2 separate regions of the Homo sapiens genome follow, and region 2 is linked to region 1. Evidence: chromatin contacts called from ENCODE Hi-C data. All regions are on one chromosome and are shown on one strand. Each heading gives the region's core, a stretch centred on a gene start or an enhancer-like site at or near the end of the contact. The rest is flanking DNA. Distances are from core to core; before and after follow the strand shown. Region 1 overlaps COL4A2 (collagen type IV alpha 2 chain). Region 2 overlaps ATP11A (ATPase phospholipid transporting 11A).

What was found. A loop is a pair of places that touch in the nucleus more often than their neighbours do. Pooled maps may share reads with other maps.
Region 2: a pooled map shows a loop between it and region 1 (26-fold over the local background). The contact joins two enhancer-like sites. A Hi-C loop is called at or near these places in 2 of 37 single-sample maps with no recorded cell type and 3 of 50 pooled maps.

Annotation. Positions count from the first base shown.
Region 1 is chr13:110,469,426-110,473,185 of GRCh38, reverse strand. COL4A2 (collagen type IV alpha 2 chain) reads right to left here. Exons shown (of 48, transcript NM_001846.4): 29 at 36-257. Among named protein-coding and RNA genes, the nearest start is that of COL4A2-AS2, 8.0 kb to the right of the region's middle. RefSeq lists enhancers at 1-222, 951-1,090, 1,211-1,260, 1,271-1,510, 1,581-1,680 and a silencer at 3,250-3,455. Within about 2 kb of position 1,250, at least 11 of the 41 ENCODE cell types and tissues checked have a DNase peak (open chromatin) inside an H3K27ac peak, as active enhancers do.
Region 2 is chr13:112,801,642-112,807,543 of GRCh38, reverse strand. It overlaps ATP11A (ATPase phospholipid transporting 11A), which reads right to left. Exons shown (of 30, transcript NM_015205.3): 3 at 2,498-2,587; 4 at 1,251-1,331. Among named protein-coding and RNA genes, the nearest start is that of ATP11A-AS1, 50 kb to the right of the region's middle. RefSeq lists enhancers at 229-910, 3,900-4,139, 4,966-5,215. Within about 2 kb of position 3,794, at least 2 of the 41 ENCODE cell types and tissues checked have a DNase peak (open chromatin) inside an H3K27ac peak, as active enhancers do.

The DNA of each region.
Region 1 (3,760 bases), core at 1-2,500:
GGATGGGGCCCCCGGCTCCCCGATGGGGCACTCACCTCTGAATCCAGGGGGGCCTCTGTCTCCGGGAAGGCCTTTAAGCCCAGGCTGTCCAGGCACACCAGCATCTCCCCGTGGCCCGGGCTGAGCTCCCAGGACTTCTCCAGGGAGGCCCCTTTCCCCAGGGGGCCCATCTGGCCCTGGCAGGCCGATGGGACCTGGGGATCCATCTGGGCCAGGGAGGCCCACTGCACCTTTGGATCCTCGGGGTCCTATGAACCCTAAAAGGAAACATGGGTGGGCCCCAAACCACAAGTTAGCATGGTGACGTTCTAAGAGAAGAGTCAAAAAGAGGCTGGAAACAGCAAAAATTTGGCTATGGGGTCCTCAGAAGGCATTCCTCAGCTCGAGCCCTTGTCCCTGTCGCCCTTTTTGGAACCTACAACCTTCGCCATGTCGTTCTGTTGGTTATGTTTCTTCTGCTTGCCCCGCCATTCGGCCCCCCAGCCCTAAAACTGAGTGAAGGTGGACAAGCCAACAACGCCTCCTTGGACCTCGATTTGCATAATTCATGGGTTCCCCTGCTTTGCAAATAAGCCCCAAAGAATAGCTTTTTGTGGGACCTTCTAGGTTGTGCTGAGTGAGGAACAGCACTTCGGGATGGAAAATCCCAGGGAGGCAGGAACGAACAGGGCCGTCAGAGCCAAAACGCTGCCTGCCGTAACATCTCCCTGGTAGAAACCCGTCACTGTCGGTTGGGAAACGCTTCAAAGAGGAACGACACCCCTCTGTTGTATTGACCATGAAAATCATCAAGTCCCAATCCCAGCACTTTGGGAGGCCGAGGCGGGTGAATCACGAGGTCAGGAGATCGAGACCATCCTGGCTAACACGGTGAAACCTCGTCTCTACTAAAAATACAAAAAATTAGCCAGGTGTGGTGGCGGATGCCTGTAGTCCCAGCTACTCAGGAGGCTGAGGCGGGAGAATGGCGTGAACCCGGGAGGCGGAGCTTGCAGTGAGCCAAGATCGCACCACTGCACTCCAGCCTGGGCGACAGAGTGAGATTCCATCTCAAAAGAGAAAAAAATAAAAAGAAAAAAGAAAATCATCAAGTCCCATCTGCGGATGGAGGGAAGGCAGCTGTCCTGTGTCTTTTGTGGGTGCCACTGGATAAAATGATCTCATCAGGTCACTTCCTTTTTCGGTGCAGTCAGCCCTGACATGGCCTCAGAATGAACTCCCACAGCTGACAGTCACGCAGTGCTCAGAAGGAAAGGCTTCTGAGGTCACCACCACCCCCGCTGTGCATGCAGGAGAGAAGCCTGCAACGATGAGACTGGCAGGTGATTCTGTGGGACAAGATCAAGTACACGGCAGGCTCGGCACTCCTATGTATGGATACGGAAAAGGGAATGTTTTCTGTGTTCTGTGGGGTGTATCCCACCAAAAAGATCCAATGAGCAGGGCCCGGGGACCTCCTGGGCCGGTAAAGCCATCACTGCCTGGGAGCTGGGAGTAACTGGAATACAGAATAAAGGATCTGGATTAACCTGACGTTAATCAGCTAGACCGTACTCAGAGTTTTAACGGTGTGATTTACTCACAATGAAGAGACATGACTTTCACTGGCAATGTTACAAACTGTACCCAGGGAGCCATGCACTTGGGTTTGCATGTGTGGGTCTTAGATCTGGAATAGACTCTCTGATTTTTGCAATCCTTGAATTGGGCATTTTATCCTCTTCTGCATGTGGCGACAGAAGGGCAGTATATTTCAGCACCATAAAAAGTGACATGCGTTTCAGAAACTGATCAGTTCCTCAATCACCACCCACCCCCAGCCTGCCCCAGCCTCCCTGTTCATGACGTAAGGGCTCACATTTGATGGTGGAACAGGCTCCCAACTCACGTGGGCAACTGTCCAAATCACCTGATAATGGGTGCATCCCATCCATTCCCCCCTACAGGGGAGCCCCGTGTGGCGTTCACGCACACATGGCTGGGCACTCCAATCACAATTACCAGAGAACTTTCATACTCACAGCAAGAAGCTGTTCAGGAATTATTATCCTTCTCTCAAAATCATGAATGCTTAAACTTAGTATATATGAAATCATGAGAGTGGCAATGTTACACTTCTAAATATTTAGACACTTCCAGCAGGGCAACAAAACCACAGAGACCAACCCCTGGGGCAGAGGCATGGAGACTTCCTTTGCTTCATTCGAATGCAGAGTTGTTTTTACCAGGGCCTTGATACAGACACAGGAAGCCTGCTTCCCAATTTTGCAAAACATGGAGAAACGCATCATATGAAAGGAAACAGGGTCAGGGTTTGGAACAATCCCTACGGGCTGCAACACAAAATTCCGAAAGATACCATCTATCAGGGACGGACAGACACTTCTGCATTGAGGCTTAAATCAGCTATCTGAGTGGAGGTCAGGGGAGGGGCAGGGTTCAATTAGTCTTCACTGGGAACATTTGCAAGATGTTCAACCTAAGGGCGCAACAGTCCCGATGTTCTGTGTGATATTCCAGACATGGGGAGCGCTTTATTCAGTTTCTAGAGCCCAGTTGGAAAAGAATCCTGATAAGTGGGGGTCCTAGAAGGTTGCTCAGAATTCCAAGGGCATGGAACGATGTCATTAAAAGAAAGTATGTGTTCCCGGGGTCAGTTCTGCCTGTTCATGAGACGTCTGTGGGAGATGTGGCCGCCTCTCTCAGGGTGTGTGGTTATGAGGAAGTCAACTGTGTGGCTCAGGAACAGCCCGGTGAGAACTCCCTGGGAGGCAGGCTGTATTCCAGGGAGGAACTTTCTAGCAACAAGAGGGTTCCAATGTGCCACAGGTTCTAGGTGACAAGTGGGACTCCAGCAGAGGCTGCAGGAACCTGCCCAGGACCCTGTGGAAGGATGTTTCATCTCGGGTGGAAAGTTGTCCACAATGGCTTCCATGGTTTCATTAGACAAACACTATTGAAGATGTGTGCGGCCTGGCACAGTGGCTCACGCCTGTCATCCCAGCACTTTGGCAGGCTGAGGCGGGCAGATCACCTAATGTCAGGAGTTTGAGACCAGCCTGGCCAACATGGTGAAATCCCCGTCTCTACTGAAAATACAAAAATCAGCCAGGTGTGGTGGCACATGCCTGTAATCCCAGCTACTCAGGAGGCTGAGGCAGGAGAGTCGCTTGAACCCAGAAGGCGGAGGTTGCAGTGAGCTGAGATTGTGCCACTGCACTCCAGCCTGGGTGACAGAGCGAGATTCCATTTCATTAAAAAAAAAAAAAAAAAAAAAAAGACGTGTATGCCCCTGCAATCAAGGCAGTGCCATCACACTCATGCACATCGCCTGTGGCACAACTGCAAGACACCTATGTCTGCAGACGCCTGGCTGCATTCCAGAGCATGCTGACACGCAAGTGGGTACTCCTCACCAGAGCTGGTTAAGGGAAACCTCATTTTCCTCCACATACAGATTAATGCCTTAAGCTCTTGCAGCCACATTGTGAGAGGGCTATTTATGCCTTTAAGGGTTCTTTCAGGAGAGGATAACTTTGTGTTGCCCTTAGAATGTTTAATATTAATCATTATTAACACTGAGGACATACCTGGGAGACAGGTGTTGCGGAGGACAGCCATTCCGAAACACCTGTCTCCTTTTTCCTGCAAGATCTGTAGATAGCTTCTGCAAAAACCCAGTACAATATCAGTTATGAAAAATCAAGAATTTCTAATCTCCCAAGGACAAATGCAAAAGTTGTCAAGTATTTGTTAAAAC
Region 2 (5,902 bases), core at 2,545-5,044, 2.3 Mb before region 1:
CCTGAGTCACAGGCAGCGCGTCCTTGGGAAGCGTGAGTCTCCCTCATGTTCTGTTCTCCAGGCAGCACAGTTCGTTTCGTTACTGTGCTGTGTTCTGCCATGCACCGCGGCGGAGCTGTCCATTTCCTTACGGAGGGACACCAGGTTGCCCGAGTCCTTTGCTAATCAATGACAGCCACCATGAATATCCTAGTTCACGTATCCCGGTAGGCACGGCCGGCTCTGGCCTAGTGAAGACACACAGGCCCCATGTACTGACTGCACAGCTGCATGTTTATCATCTGCACTGGACCCTGTGTGTCCCCATCTCTGCCTGTGTCAGATGTTGCCAACTGCTGTGCTTGGTGGCTCCGCCACGCTCCTGCCGGCGGCCCGTGGTGCCTCCCTCGCCATGCCCTCTCCAGCCTTTCACATCTGAAAGCCAATCTGGTGGGTGTGAAACACAAATGTTCTCAGCAGCATTATTCAGAACAGCCAAAGAGTGGAAACACCCCAAATGTCCATCCACAGAGGACGCGTGATACACAAAATGCCAGGTATGTGCAGGGGACCGTGACTCATTCATCAGACGGAATGAAGCGCTGACGCCTGCTCAGATGCAGAGAAACCTTGAAAACATCATGCTGAGTGAAAGAGCCAGTCACAAAACACCGCCTATGAGCCGTGAGTACGAAATGTTTAGAATAGGCGACTCTACGGTGACAGAAACATGAGTCTTTGCCAGGGACGGGGAGGAGAAAATGGGGAGGGACTGAACACGTGTACAGGGAATCTGGGGGTGATAAAATGGATACGTAGAGAGTAAAACTGAGATGTATTCTTCTCCATGTTAGTCACTGGCCTTATTTACTGGGGCTATGAAAAAAAAAAGCAAAACCAAAAACAAACAAACAAAAAACAGCATCCCATTTGCTGGAGTCCATAAACAGCATGTTCTGTGGTGGTCAAGACAGTCAAGGATACAGAAAGGTTAAGTGACTCATCTGATCAGATCATCTCTGGGTGATTTGGGATGTGAAAACCACAGATTTCTTCTCGAACTCGCATGGTGCCAGACTAGCAACTAAATTATATAACATCTCTTATTTCGCTTCAAGTATCAATCTAACGCAGTTATAAAAATGAATTTCTAGAACTTGGTTGAATTTTCTGTGAACTAGCTACAACAAACCAATCACCTCGCTTTGAATGAAAGGCAATTCACATGGTGAAGATGACGATTGCTTCTTTTTCGTCTGTAAAATGCTTACCTGTTTGATAGCCGTCACAGTAATGACAAAGAAGAGTGGAAGTCCGCTTGTCACTGGACTTGTGGGTGTATCAATAATCAACTGCAGAAAGAGAGAATTGTAAAATCATCTTCAAAAACACAAATGAGTGACTTCAGGCAGGTTAGTTTGCCCTGAGCCAGCACTTCCCATTCGCTTTGACTTATTTAAAGACCTTTGCTGGCACCTGACTGCCCACCACGGGAGATAGCAAGTCAATCGTCCTATTTCACTGACTGTTAAAATGAGGGCACCTTTTTTAAATTAAGGAACATGCTCAAGGAAACCACCGAGAGTGGCAGACCCAGTCTGAAGTCGGGGCACGCCTTGTATTAATTCACCCCACGGCCTCAGTGTCACATTTTAATTACATGATTTGAATAATTTAATGTTGGAAAAATTTTTAAAGTCCTTCAGTAGCATTTTGTATGATTTAGAAAAATTAGAGTGCTGTTCTTAAAACACATTTGGCACATTGCTCCCTAACTCATACCCCGAGATATTTTTTCACTCTTTTTTTTCTTTCCTTTAAACTCTCTTTTCATGTGTACTGTCTTTGGATTTTCTTTCTTTCTTTTTCTTTCTCTTTTTTTTTTTTTTTTTGAGACAGTCTCGCTCTGTCGCCAGGCTGGAGTGTAGTGGCACGATCTCAGCTCACTGCAACCTCCCACTCCTGGGATCAAGTGATTCTCCTGCCTCAGCCTCCCGCGTAGCTGGGACTACAGGTGTGCACCACCACACCCAGCTAATTTTTGTATTTTTAGTAGAGACAGGGTTTAGCCATGCTGGCCAGGATGGTCCCTATCTCTGGACCTCGTGATCCTCCCAGAGTGCTGGGATTACAGGCGAGCCACTGTGCCCGGCCTGGATTTTCTTTAGAGCATCCACACACACTTAGGAAGAGTAAATTAAGTGTAACGATGCATAGCTTGGCAGTGAACTTGTCCAAATGATGACAAAGCTCTGATTTCCCCTCTGGTACTAGAAGGAAAGGGGCAGGAAAGGCTGTCACCAACTTAAACCCAAAGTAGCGTCGTGTGTAGTTTAGCTTGTGTGGATCTCACAGAACCAAGACATTTTGCCCTTCCTTAAGAAAATAAATAAATTAATCATAGGTGAGGGGCACCATGTCCTTGCTCTTTCATTAGCCGTGTGGCAGTTACCTGAGAATAAAATGTCACTTATTTAGATTTATATGTGATGAGATGGAAAACAATGACCGGCCTTACCTGCACCAGAAATATGATAAGGAAATAAAAGTTGGCTACTCTTCTGAATTGTTCAAATAAATTCTTGGGTATAAAGTTCCAAAATGTGTACTGCATAAAAGAAAAACAAACATCCATCATTGAGATCAGATTTTACTCTTGTAGTGTTACTCTAGGGCATAGTAAGTAGCACTGGATTTTACAGTACAAAATGTTTAGCTTTAGATATAAAACTCATAATTCATAATTTAGAGTGTTTGTTGACAGCTAAGACAGCTTAAACAAAGTGTGTACTCTGAAACACGTATGTAAATTACCTAACTCCAGAGAATTCAAGATAAAACGCAAGGTAGCTCAACAATAGTTTGATTATTAAGATGTCTTTTATAAAACGTAAACCTGTGATCATTAACTCAACACATTAGCATTTTACTTCAGTAATTTCTGCATGATCTCTCCTCTGAGTGAGAGCATGACAGCGAGCTGAATGGAAGCCTTCACCCAGCTCCAGGCAGCTTCTGAGGCAGGCGTGTTTCTTGTCCACAGCTCAGGCACAGGGGCTTTGAGGCCTCAGGGGGAAGGACAGGAAAAGGAGGGGAAGGAGGGCAGAGAGGGGATGGGGGGGAGGGAGGTGAAGGAGGGAAGGAGGAAAAGGAGGGGAAGGAGGGCAGAGAGGGGATGGGGGGAGGGAGGTGAAGGAGGGAAGGAGGGGAACGAGGGCAGAGAGGGGATGGGGGGAGGGAGGTGAAGGAGGGAAGGAGGAAAAGGAGGGGAAGGAGGGCAGAGAGGGGATGGGGGGAGGGAGGTGAAGGAGGGAAGGAGGGCAGAGAGGGGATGGGGGGAGGGAGGTGAAGGAGGGAAGGAGGGGAAGGAGGGCAGAGAGGGGATGGCAGGGAGGGAGGTGAAGGAGGGAAGGAGGGCAGAGAGGGGATGGGGGGAGGGAGGTGAAGGAGGAAAAGGAGGGGAAGGAGGGCAGAGAGGGGATGGGGGGAGGGAGGTGAAGGAGGGAAGGAGGAAAAGGAGGGAAGGAGGGCAGAGAGGGGATGGCAGGGAGGGAGGTGAAGGAGGGAAGGAGGGGAATGAGGGGAATGAGGGAAGGAAGGGAAGAAAGGAGGAAAAGGAGGGGAAGGAGGGCAGAGAGGGGATGGGGGGAGGGAGGTGAAGGAGGGAAGGAGGGGAATGAGGGAAGGAAGGGAAGCAAGGAGGAAAAGGAGGGGAAGGAGAGGAAGGAGGAGGAGGGGAAGGAGAGGAAGGAGGGGAGGGAGGGGAAGTAAGGCAGGGAGGGGAGGGAGAGGAAGGAGGGAAGGAGGGGAATGAGAGAAGGAGGGGAAGGAGGTCAGGGAGGGAAGGAGGGGAATGAGAGAAGGAGGGGAGGGAGGGGAAGGAGGGAGAATGCCCAGCCACCACAGCATCTCCTCTCCACACTTCTCATTTTGCTTCTGTAGCAGTTTCATTCAACTTCTGTGTTGAAAACAACAACGTCCCAGATGTCACGAACCTTCACTGAGTTTGGAAATAGTTTCTGAAATTTCATCTGACATGTTTTTACGCCGTAATGAAGACAGTCTACCGAAACCTGAAGAAGGTCTCACAGCCTGTGCTGCGGCCTCTGCCATCTGTGTGTCTCTTCAACGGGGCTTATTTCAAAATCCCATTCGAAGGTGGGTTCTGGCTCCTGGAAGCCAGAAGTAGTTGTCAAATTCTCATACCAAGAATTTCTTTAATTCCAGGCTCATGAATATAAGTTATTTACAATTCAATGTAACAACTAAAGCCTGGTATGGTCCTAAACTAACCAACATGTTCTGAATTTGGTGTTTACAAATATTTCAGAGGAAATCCATGTGCGTCTTTTAAAACTTCTCTGCCTCAAGTTTCCAGTGGCTTAGAGAGTATATAAGGAATTTCCATTTTCTATTCTAATTCACATTTACAAAGTGATTTTACCTTTCACAATAAAGTTCCTTAATGAGGGTAAAAACAGAGTAGTGGCTCCCCCCAGTTCATGACAACTACGGCCATATTTTCAGTTCCCATCTCAGGTTGACTGTAATAAAAAAGGCAAGGGGAGCTCCAGAAGAGAGTCTCTGGAGTTTTAAAAAAGAAACTAACTTTCCATGTCCTCCCTAGGTCATCCCGCCCTACCCATCCAAACACCCTTATTTTCCATGTGTTGTTTGATACCAGGTTTTTATCAGATGTGTGTTTTGCAAATCTATTCTCCCAGTCAGTGGCTCATATTTTAATTCTCTTAACTGTATTTTGCAAAGCTCAAGTTTTTAATCTTCACGAAGTCCAACTTATCAATTTTCCTTTCATGAACAGTGTTTTTGGTGTTATCCAAAAACTTGTTGCCAAACCCAAGGTCACCTAGACTTTCTCCTACATTTCTACAAGTTTCATTATTATACATTTTACATTTAGGTCTATGACTCACTTTGAGCTAATTTTCTTGAACGGTGTGTGATCACTGTCTAGAGTCACTGTTGCTGGGTTTTTTTTTTTTTTTTTTTTTGCATGTCCAGTTTTTCTAGCACTATTTGTTGAAAAGAAATAGTGCTTTTCTGTCTGCCCTGAATTGCCTTTGCTCCTTTGTCAAAGATGGGTTGACTATCTGGGTGAATGGGTTGACTATCTGGGTGGATTTACTGGGTGGATCTACTCCCAGGCTCTCTATGATGTTTCATTGATCTATTTGTCTATTCTTTTCTTTTTTTTTTGTGAGACGGAGTCTCGCTCTGTTGCCCAGGCTGGAGTGCAGTGGCGCGATCTCGGCTCACCGCAAGCTCTGCCTCCTGGGTTCGCGCCATTCTCCTGCCTCAGCCTCCTGAGTAATTGGGACTACAGGCGCCCACCACCACGCCCGGCTAATTTTTTTTGTATTTTTAGTAGAGATGGGGTTTCATCGTGTTGGCCAGGTTGGTCTCAATCTCCTGACCTCGTGATCCGCCCGCCTCGGCCTCCCAAAGTGCTGGGATGACAGGTGTGAGCCGCCACGCCCAGCCGCTATTTCTCTATTCTTTCAGCAACACCACACTGTCTTGATTACCGTAGTTTTACAGTAAGTCCTAAAGTGGGCTAGTGTCAGTTCTCCAACTTGGTTCAATACTGCGAGGCTATTCTGGGTCTTTTGCCTTTCCATATAAATGCAGAATCAGTTTGGTGATATCTAGAAATTAACTTGCTGGGAATTTGATTAGGACAGGTCAAAGTGGGAAGAACTGACATCTTAAAAACATGGAGTTTTCCCATCCATGAACATGGAACATCTCTCCATTAATTTAAGTCTTTGATTTCGTTACAGTTTTGTCGTTTTCCTTACCTAGACCTTGTACATATCTTGTTAGATTTATACCTGTGTAATTTGGTGGGTGGGGGGGTTAAATGTAAATAGTGTTGTTTTCAATTTCAAATTCCAACTGTTCA